Linked DNA regions of Homo sapiens: region 1 is linked to region 2. The links are chromatin loops, found by intact Hi-C in ENCODE. Cell type or tissue: PC-9. All regions are shown on one strand. Links, peaks and the distances in the headings refer to the core of each region. The heading gives the core; the rest is flanking DNA. Region 1 overlaps PRIMPOL (primase and DNA directed polymerase). Region 2 overlaps LINC02365 (long intergenic non-protein coding RNA 2365).

Region 1 (5,380 bases), core at 183-5,182, 92 kb after region 2:
CTCAGCCTCCTAAGTAGCTGGGATTACAGGCGCCTGCCACTACACCCAGCTAATTTTTGTATTTTTAGTAGAGACAAGGTTTCACCATGTTGGCCAGGCTGGTCTCGAACTCCTGACCTTGTGATCCACCCACCTCAGCCTCCCAAAGTCCTGGGATTACAGGTGTGAGCCACTGCACTCAGCTGTTGTATTAAATTTCTATTTGTTGTATATGGTTAGCATTACATAATATTTAATTTAAATGTTGTGATTATTGCGTTGCTTCTAGCATGTCAGCTTTATGTGTACTTTCTTTGCTAAGATAACCCCTTAGTATATGTGGAGAGGACAAAGGTGGGGTTGAGCAGGGCTGGGAGAAGGCTGTGGGCAGGGAGCAGTGAGGATGGGAAGCATGCCTGTCCTTCCTGTTGCCATTGGCCCTTGCCACCTTATGGACTCTACGTCGAAAGTGCGCAGGTTTGGGCAAGAAGGGATCTCCTCAGTTAGTGTTAAGAGCTGGAGCTAGGATTGTGTTAACTCGTTCAAGACACAGCATGGTACTGAGGGAACTAGTATTTATTGAATGCTTGCTATATATGCCAGGCCCTGTTTTAGAGATTTTCTTTAAAACGCCCATGGGAAGAGGAGGGAAAGTAAAGGATGAAGTAAAGCCAGAAATAGAACTTTAAAATATAAAAGGATGTGATTAGAATAGAGATAAATAGATACCCAGTAGTTATCAGTTATGAGGTGAGAAATTTTGCTGTTTTTTATTTCATGTCAAAGCAACTCCCGTATCCTCAAGCATATGCGGCCTGTGTGCTGGACATGGGGAATGATCGGGAAGCTCTTGCTGGGAAGCTGGAAACACATTGGGTAGCATGGTTCAGTGCCATACTTGATATACTTAGATTAATTCAGTTTAAAAAAAGCTTGCAAAAACTATATGCTCAATACACAAAGCTATAACGTAGAAAACACGAAGGAGATACAGTGCCACAGCCAGGGCATAACTGCAGCTATCAGTTGACGTTTCTTCTGTTCTTTTTTCTATGCGTATTAACTTACCAAAAAATCATTATTACATGGTGATCATAACACCTTGTATTATGTCTCCATAATCTATTCTGTTTTTTAACCGTGGAATATATCATACATACAAAAGTATAGATAACACACTTTTTTTTATTTTCTGAGATGGAATCTCACTCCGTTGCCCAGGCTGGAGTGCAGTGGCATGATCTCAGCTCACTGCAACCTCCGCTTCCTTGATTCAAGTGATTCTCCTGCCTTAGCCTCTCAAGTAGCTGGGATTACAAGTGTGTACTACCATGCCCGGTTAATTTTTGTAATTTTAGTAGAGACGGAGTTTCACTATGTTGGCTGGGCTGGTCTCAAACTCCTGACCTCAAGTGATCTGCCCGCCTTGGCCTCCCAAAGTGCTGGGATTACAGGTGTGAGCCACCGCACCCAGCCGATAACACACTTGTATACGCACATTTTAAAGACTAAAGTGACCACCTGTTGTATCTGCCGCCCACCTTAACAACCAGAAGCTGATCAAACCTCAGAAGCACCTGTGGGCCCAACCCCAATTTCCTTCTCTCCCTGGCCCTCAGAGATGGTAGCCAGTATCCCGATTTTGTGTTCATCTTTTCCTCGCTTTTATGATTTCTCCCATATACGTTCATATCTCTAAACAATATACTGTTTTCTTTTTCTTTTCTTTTGTTTTTTGAGACAGAGTTTTGCTCTTGTCGCCCAGGCTGGGGTGCAATCGCACGATCTCGGCTCACTGCAACCTCTGTCTCCCGGGTTCAAGCAATTCTCCGGCCTCAGCCTCCCGAGTAGCTGGGATTACAGGCATGCGCCACCATGCCCAGCTAATTTTTTGTATTTTTAGTAGAGACGGGGTTTCTGCATGTTGGTCTGGCTGGTCTCGAACTCCCGACCTCAGGTGATCTGCCTGCCTTGGCTTCCCAAAGTGCTGGGATTACAGGCATGAGCCACCGTGCCCGGCCATAAACAATATAGTGTTTTCTTTTGCTTGTTTTCGAATCGCATCCTCTCCCTTGCCTTGCGGTAGCATATCTGTGATTTTCACCCACGTTGCAGTATGTAGCTGTTGCTTATTTGTGTCACTATTGTGCAGCATGCCATGTGTATAAATATAAATAGGCCACAGTTTATCTGTTTTCCCACAGTGGACATTTGGGTTGCTATTATAAACCGTGAAGGTGGGAACCGTGTTGTACATATCACCTAGTATACATGTGCTAGAGTTTCTCAAAGTGGACTTGCTGTGTCGTGGAATATGCACATAATTAATTTTACTAGATCATAAATTGTTTTCCCAAATGGGTGTGCCAGTTTATAGTCCTGCCAGCAGTGTTTTGAGATTTTTCTACTGTTCCATATTCTCACCAACACTTTAGTATTGTTAGGATTAAAAAATTGGTTTTGCTCATCTGGCAGATGTAAAACAATATTGTAGTTTTCTTGGGAATTTCCCTGATTACTAATGAAGTTGAGGATGGATAATCAAATTACATCCACACAGATCAGAAATCTTGCCCAGTGTCAAGCTTTACTAATAATGTAGGAATACAAGGAATGAAAAGGCACAAATGGGGCAGAGTGAGGCCCGGGGCATCTGGCCCGGCTCCCCTGGCCCTTCCTGCTCTTTCTGACTCAGGAGGAAACCCGAGGCAGGCGTGAGCAATCCATGCACACAGCAGGAAGCACCGAGGTTGTGAATCACCTGCATTTTACACTCAAGTTGCACAGCTGGGTGACATTTCCGGAAAGCATGCCTCATAATGCATTGATTCTAGACTTTTTACCAAATGCAGTTCTAAAGTCAGAAACGTCCTACGAAGAGCATTCTGTAGGTAAGGACTGAACTCCTAGCGTTTGGTCCAGACGTTCCCCGATTTTCTTGGTTCATGGTTCCCCTGGTGTCTTTGTTTCTTCACATTTTCTCTGAGGCTGACAGAAATACCCGAGCTCTGGTAATGAATTTCAAACAACTTGGTAAGTGTTTATGTCCGAACAGTTTAGTAGCAGTTTGAATAATAGTATCCATAAACTAAAAAAAAAAGCCACTTTTCATTCTTAAATACAATTACTTATTAATGGGATGTATACTCTCCATTTTTTCATTTTTTTGAGACAGGGTCTCGCCCTGTCGCCCAGGCTTGAGTGCAGTGTGATGGCCCAGGCTTGAGGACAGAGTGCAGGAGCTCACTGCAGCCTTGATCTCCTGGGCTTGAGCGATCTTCCTGCTTCAGCCTCTCACGTAGTTTAGACTACAGGTGTGCCACCATGGCTGGTTAATTTTTAAATTTTTTGTAGGTGGGATCTCCCTCTCTTGCCCAGGTTGGCCTTGAACTCCAGCCTTCAAGCTATCCTCCCACCTCAGCCTCCCAAAATGCTGGAATTACAGGTGTGAACCACCTCACCAGGCCTATGTATGCACTCTTAAACCCTGGAATCAGATTAGACCCCACCCTCCCCAACTCATACCTTGTTCTCCATTGATGTTAATGGTGCTTTTTTTTTTTTTTTTTTTTTTTTGAGATGGAGTCTTGCTCTGTCACCCAGGCTGAAGTGCAGTGGTGCAATCTCGGCTCACTGCAACCTCTGCCTCCTGGCTTCAAGCAATTCTCCTGCCTCAGCCCCCCGAGTAGCTGGGATTACAGGTGCCCACCGCCACGCCTGGCTAATTTTTGTTGTATTTTTATTAGAGATGCGGTTTCACCATGTTGGCCAGGCTGGTCTCGAACTCCTGACCTTGTGATCCACCCACCTCGGCCTCCCAAAGTGCTGGGATTACAGGCGCGAGCCACCATGCCCGGCCTGATGTTAATGGTGCTTTCTATTACAACCACACCCCAAAGCCCAGCTCTACAAAGATGGAGCATGAATGAAAGGAATGAAGTCACATGTGAACTGCAGGCAAGGAGTTTTCAGATTGCTCAAGAAATGTCAAGTATCACTGTGTTTTCTAGCAGTATTTCAATATCCTGCAGTGCCCGGGGCACCTTCCTGTACAGTTTGGGAGCCACAGCATTATTAGCTCATTAATTGGGAGGCCTGTTACTAGAATGTTTAAGGGAAGATTAGACTAAGTCACCTGCCTTTTTTTGCTCCTGGGTGCAGGTCCCTTACCACCTCCCCATCCCACACCTCACCTACTGCCATGGGGAGTGTTAACCATCTTATTTCCTTTTCTGTAAAATGTGGGAACATTTTCAACTATTTAATCAAATCTTTAAGAATTTTAGTGATTATAGGATTGTTTAGGTTTTCTGTTGCTTTTTAAGTTTGCTTAGTTTATTTTTATGTAGTACTTTATTTTACAAAAACTTTCAAAGTTACTGGCAAAAGTTGTTCACAATATTGTTTTCTTAAAAACATATGATGCATTTAATTTCTAATAACATTTGTGTCTTTGCCTTATTTTTAAATCAATTTTACCCTAATTTCATTTTCTTCAAATGTAGGCCTCGTTGATTCTTTTTACTTTTGTCTCTTTATGACTGCCTGCCTTTTATTTATTTATTTACTTATTTATTTATTTAGAGACAGAGTCTCACACTGTCACCCGGGCTGGAGAGCAGTGGCACCAGCTTGGCTCACTGCAACCTCCGCCTCCCAGGTTCAAGTGATTCTCCTGCCTCAGCCTCCCAAGTAGCTGGGATTACAGGTGCCCCCCACCACGCCCAGCTAATTTTTGTATTTTCAGTATAGACGGGGTTTCACTATGTTGGCCAGGCTGGTCTCTTTATTCAGTTCGTTGTTTTCCACGTTAGTCACTTAATCCATGTATCTTTAGCTATTCTTCTTTCATAACACAAGATTTTAAGACTATAAATTACCCTCTAAAGGTGACTTTAGCTGCATTTCACATATTTTAATATGTACACTTCCAGTCCACTCAGGTCTAAGCGTTTTCTAATTTCCACTATTTTTCCTTGAACCATTGGTTGTTTCAAGTTGTTCTTAATTTCCAAATTATGGATTTCTATTAGTTTTATTTCTAAAATTTGCTTTATGCTCAGATGTGTTCTGTATGAAGTGATGATTTTAAATTTGATAAAATTCACTTTATAGCTAGCATGGAATTGGTTTTATAAAGAACTGCTTCATATTTACCTATTAGATCAAACTTCTTAATTGCTTTTTGTCATTCATTTTTTCTGTATCCTTATTGGACCTTTTTTGTGGTTATCCTTTGATCTATAAATTACTGAGAGTATGTTTTTTAAAAACCTTGATTTATGGTAGATTTGTTTATCATTGTGGTCCTGTCCATTTTTGCTCACATATTTTGCAGCTGTATTATTTGGTGAGTACAGGTTGAGAATTGTTACATCTTCCTGGGGGAACTTTCATCAGT
Region 2 (5,380 bases), core at 108-5,107:
ACCCGGGTAATTTGGTATTTTTAGTAGAGACAGGGTTTCTCCAGGTTGGTCAGGCTGGTCTCGAACTCCCAACCTTCGGTGATCCGCCTGCCTCGGCCTCCCAAAGTGCATGGATTACAGGTGTGAGCCATCGTGCCCAGCCAAAATCCACATATAACTTTTTGACTCCCCAAACTTTAATAGCCTACTGTTGACTAGAAGCCTTACTGAGAACATAAACCATTGATTAACCCATATTTTTTGTTATACATATTATATGCTATATTCTTACAATAATGTAAGCTAGAGAAAAGAAACTATTAAGAAAATCATAAGAAAGAGAAAATATGTTTACTCTTCATTAAGTGGAAGTCGATCATCTGAAATGTCTTCATCCTTGTCATCTTCATATTGAGTAGGGTGAGGAGGAGAAGGAAGATGAGGGAATGGTCTTGCTGTCTCGGGGGTGGCAGAGGGAGAAGAAAATCCATGTATAAGTGGACCCGTGCAGTTCAAACCCATGTGGTTTAAGGTTGTTATTTAGTGCCATGGTTCGAGTATGTCCCAGCTGAAGCTCATATTGAAAGTTGATTCCCAAGGTGGTGGTGTTGGGAAGTGGGGAGGTGTTTGGGTTAGGGGGTAGATCCCTCATGAATAGATAACGCCCTCTCTTGGGAATAAGTGAGTTTTCACTCTTGCGGGACTGAATTTGTTTCTGAGAGGCAGATTGTTATAAAGTGAGCTCCACCTCTCATGCCTGTCTCTTTTCCCACTCCATGAGTTGAACGGCATGAGGCCCTCACTAGATGTGCTGCTCAGCCTTGGACTTCCTAGCCTCCAGAATTGTGAGCCAAATTCTTTTCTTTTTTTTGAGATGGAGTCTCGCTGTTGTTGCCCAAGCTGGAGTGCAATGGCGCAATCTCAGCTCACTGCAACCTCTGCTTCCTGGGTTCCAGCAATTCTCCTGTGTCAGCCTCCCGAGTAGCTGAGATTACAGGTGCCCACCACCATGCCTGGCTAATTTTTGTATTTTTAGTAGAGATGGGGTTTCACCATGTTGGCCAGGCTGGTCTTGAACTCCTGACCTCAGATGATCCACCTGCCTCAGCCTCCCAAAGTGCTGGGATTACAGGCATGAGCCACCATATCCGGCCAATTTCTTTTCTTTTTAAATTACCCAGTGTTAAGTATTCTGTTACAGCAACACAAAGCAAATTAAGACAATAGCTTTCCCACTCTGTCCTGGGACTAGGTTAACTTCCTTTTAATTCATTTATTTTTAAGTTCTAGTAAAATTTAGTAATAAAAACTTTACCTATTTATCATGCACACAATATGTTTTCAAACATATGGTTTTGAAATATATATACGTCATGGAATGGTTCGATTGAGCTAATTAACATATGTATTACTTCACATATGTAAAATTTTTTGTGGTAGGAACACTTAAAATATACTGTCATAGCAATTTTTAAGAACACAATACATTATTATTAACTATAGTTACGATATTGCACAATAAATCTCTTGAACTTACTCCTCTTTGGCTCTCCTTCAAGTTGGTTTATTTAAAAGGTGTATTGACATGTAGTTCTCTGGCCATCTTGAAGGCAGCCATTGGAAAACAGGGTCTCGGCTGGGCATGGTGGCTCACTCCTGTAATCCCAGCACTTTGGGAGGCCAAGGTGGGCGGATCACTTGAGGTCAGGAGTTTGAGACCAGTCTGGCCAACATGGTGAGACCCTGTCTCTACTAAAAATACAAAAAATTAGTGGGGTGTGGTGGCGTGCACCTATAACCCCAGCTCCTTGGGAGGCTGAGGTGGGAGAACTGCTTGAACCCGGGAGGCGGAGGTTGCAGTGAGCCGAGATAGCACCACTGCACTCCAGCCTGGGCAAAAGAGCGAGACCCTGTCTCAAAAGAAAAGGGGAGGGGAGGGAAGGGAAAAGACGAGGTCCCTGACATTGATTCAGATGCTTCGTAAGGACCAGAGATCATCTGCTCTTCTGCTCTTTTGTCCAGCTACTCTAAAGGAAGGGCCATTCTGGGGCCCAATCCTTTCTGACCTTCTATCTGCTTGGCTGATGCTCCCTACACGGGCTGCTCACAAGGCGGGAACTCTAAGGACTGGGTGTGAGTTGTACTCTCAGGCTGTTTTACAGGCGTCTGCTGTCTGCTAGACCCTAGCACACGCTTTGGCTTGTTTTTAATTTAGTGTCCTTTTGGGGAATCGTGTAGTGGGGGACTAGTGAAAAGAGGAAAGCAATGGGAACCAGAAACATCTGGATTCATGTTCCAGCTCCACCTCTTCCTGCTGGGTGACCTTAGGCATGCTCTTTAACCTCTGAGCATTCATTTCCTCAGTTATAAAATTGGGCTAATAATAGTTCATAAGAATCATGTGAGAATTAAGGGAGATGATGTTTATAAAGTGCTTTGCATGGAGAAGAGTAAGTACTATGATAAGCATGTGTAGCAAAACGATATTAGGAGATGTTAGCTGACATGCCCTCATCATCTGCATGCCCTCTTCCTTCTACTCTACTTCCTACTCCCACACTGCCAATTTGGCTTTTAGGCACGAGACCTTCTTGGCCCCCAGGAGAACTATCTCAGCAGAACTAGAGGACAAGGGCATTCAGTTATTGGGTTTCATGTTTAACAACCAGGTGTGACACAGAAAGATAACACAGACCCAATTCTACCCACCCCTGCCCAGCCTGCCTCGGTAAATATGCTCCAAGCAGGAGAGGGAGAGGACCTGGTGACAGGAGCACTGGAGTGAGTCACTGGTGTGGGCCTCAGAGCTGAGTCCACTCTGAATGGACTGAGCTTGACCTGACTGACAAGTTTTCCGCTAATAAGGCTCAGGTAACTTGACTTAAACAGAGAAAATTAAATTTCTGGGATGCTGGAGTTGGTGGATTGAGAAATGTATGCTTACCATGCAAGGAATGTATCACCCCCTGAAGAGCAGAGATAACCTATAAAGATCTTAGACGCTGCTTTTTGGGCCATTTGCTGCCAAGAATGGACAAGTTTGGTAATGCAGGAAACCGTGCTGCTTCCCTTCAGGAATAATGCTGGGGACTGGCTGGGAGCTCCTTGCCTTTGATAATCTTTTCAAAACTATCCCATCATATTATGAGACTGAGTCTACCTTGATAGGTGAAGGAAGAAAATATGAGTTGCCAAGTCCAAGGCAAGATGCTCCTCTCATTTGATCTGTGTAAGATAGGGGTAAATATCCCATTATACTTTGGAGAATAGTAGCAATAATAATAATAATAGCTTTCATTTATTAAGCACTTATAAGTCTACACTTTTTTTTTTTTTTTTTTTGAGACAGAGTTTCGCTCTTGTTGCCCAGGCTGGAGTATAGTGATGCGATCTTGGCTCACTGCAACTTCCGCCTACTGGGTTCAAGCGATTCTTCTGCCTTAGCCTCCCAAGTAGCTGGGATTACAGGTGCCCGCCACCATGCCTTGCTATTTTTTTGTATTTTTATTAGGGACAGGGTTTTACCATGTTGGCCAGGCTAGTCTCAAACTCCTGACCTCAGGCAATCTGCCCGCCTTGGCTTCCCAAAATGCTGGGATTACAGGCATGAGCCACTGCGCCCAGCCACTGTCTACACTTTTTTTTTTTTCTTGAGACGGAGTTTCACTCTTGTTGCCCAGGCTAGAGTGCAATGGTGTGATCTTGGCTCACTGCAAGCTCTGCCTCCCAGGTTCAAGCAATTTTCCTGCCTCAGCCTCCTGAGTAGCTGAGATTACAGGAGCCCACCACCGTGGCTGGCTCATTTTTGTATCTTTTTAGTAGAGACGGGGTTTCACCATGTTGGCCAGGCTGGTCTCGAACTCCTGACCTCAGGTAATCCACCTGCCTCGGCCTCCCAAAGTGCTGGGATTACAGGCGTGAGCCACCGCACCTGGCCCTGTCTACACTTTTTAATGAGTAAACAAATATCCATTCTTTCTTCCACTAATGACATAAATTTAAGGGGATAAAAACCTCTGATTGCCTTACTTTTTTACCCCTGATGGACTAGAATCCTGAAAATAGGTGGGCTGAACGGAACCTTTGAGTGAGTGTACACCCAGGCATGTGCAAACGCATGCACACGTGCACATACATAAGCATACACACGCCGAGTCAGCCCACTGCCCCTCCTGGCCCTGCCAGCCTTTGCCGGCACACCCCTCTGTGCAGCCCCATCAGCCCTCTCCTTCCTCACAGGACATGGTTCTTACACTTGGGTTCAAGGAGGTCTACAGCAAACTCATGGTCAAATGGCAGCTTAGTCTCTTTATATACACAATCCTATTTCAAAGCAATCTAAGAAATAGAAAGCATTGCTTTCTCTCTCATCTGTGATATTTGCCTCTTTCTGGAACGTATCATTGCCCAAGAAATTATCTAGCATAAGTTAGCACTGATAAATTGCTAACTTTAGCTAGAGAAAAAGCTCATTTTGAAGACTTCAGGTGTGATTTTTTGAAAAAATTATTCATATTGACTATTTGGAAACTAAAGCTGTGTCCTTGCTGAAACTTTAGACAAATGCTGCTTGTTGACAAACAAGGATGTGCTTGAGCTGAAGGTGATGTGACTGACACATTTATCAGGGAGGCAGTGGCACTGGAACACTGCAGAGGACAGTGGCGGCTGCCTCAGGCTTTTCCTTGCAGGTTGTATCTTTGGTTACTTTTCCTGGAATAGTTCTAATACTGACCTTTTAGTTACAACTAGAAAATAACATTGCATTAACCTCCTCTCCGTCAACAGCTGAGCTGGAGAGAGCTGAGCGGCTCGGTGTCCAAGCGGTGGATTAAAACAGCACACCAAGACGAAAGTGAGGCTTTCATCACCTCCTGCAGTGACATAAGCAAGAGGCAAGTGGCAAGAGTGTTGCCTCCTCCACATTTTATTTTTCCCCCCAGAAGAGCACCAGGAGCAGGTCAGATGGATCAATAGGGGTCATCTCACCACTGAGGGAACCCCAGCAAAAGGCTCTTGCAGGTTTGTTGGGGAGGAAGAGAAGGGTGAGGGCTGGAGGTGTTAAAATACTGAATGCTGAGTCAGGGTGATGAAAAATGTCTTCATGGCCCCCAGCAGCGTGGTCTCAGGAGAGACCCCAAGAGAGACCTCAGCTCACGGTCTGCAGATAAGGACGTCTCTGGGTGGTGTGTCTGAGCTAGGAATGCAGATATGTGCAGCGTCACGGCTGGCCAGGGGCACCCAGACTGTGGGCCAAGTCTGGGGTGAGGAGGGCAGCTCTCCCCGCCCAGGCCTACCAGGAAATGCCTTTGGAATTGCCTAGGGTTGGGCCTGAAAGATCACATATAAGATTTTGGCTTCCTGGCCTTTTGGCCAGATGCCTTACTCCTCAGCTTGACTC

The links. A loop is a pair of places that touch in the nucleus more often than their neighbours do. Peaks named below come from ENCODE experiments on the same cell type or tissue, not always from the same donor. Only the 100,000 strongest peaks of a DNase experiment are listed, where the experiment ranks them.
Region 1: it touches region 2 in a loop (10-fold over the local background); 1 of 110 quality-filtered maps calls a loop at or near these places.

What each region holds. Positions count from the first base shown.
Region 1 is chr4:184,685,916-184,691,295 of GRCh38, forward strand. All of the region lies in intron 11 of PRIMPOL (primase and DNA directed polymerase), which reads left to right. Among named protein-coding and RNA genes, the nearest start is that of PRIMPOL, 39 kb to the left of the region's middle. RefSeq lists an enhancer at 2,259-3,458. In PC-9, for the core only: no CTCF peak of the experiment used is centred there; a DNase peak (open chromatin) is centred at 2,706; H3K27ac peaks cover 2,659 bases.
Region 2 is chr4:184,594,126-184,599,505 of GRCh38, forward strand. The region is part of intron 1 of LINC02365 (long intergenic non-protein coding RNA 2365); the gene reads right to left. Among named protein-coding and RNA genes, the nearest start is that of LINC02365, 28 kb to the right of the region's middle. In PC-9, for the core only: no CTCF peak of the experiment used is centred there; a DNase peak (open chromatin) is centred at 2,806.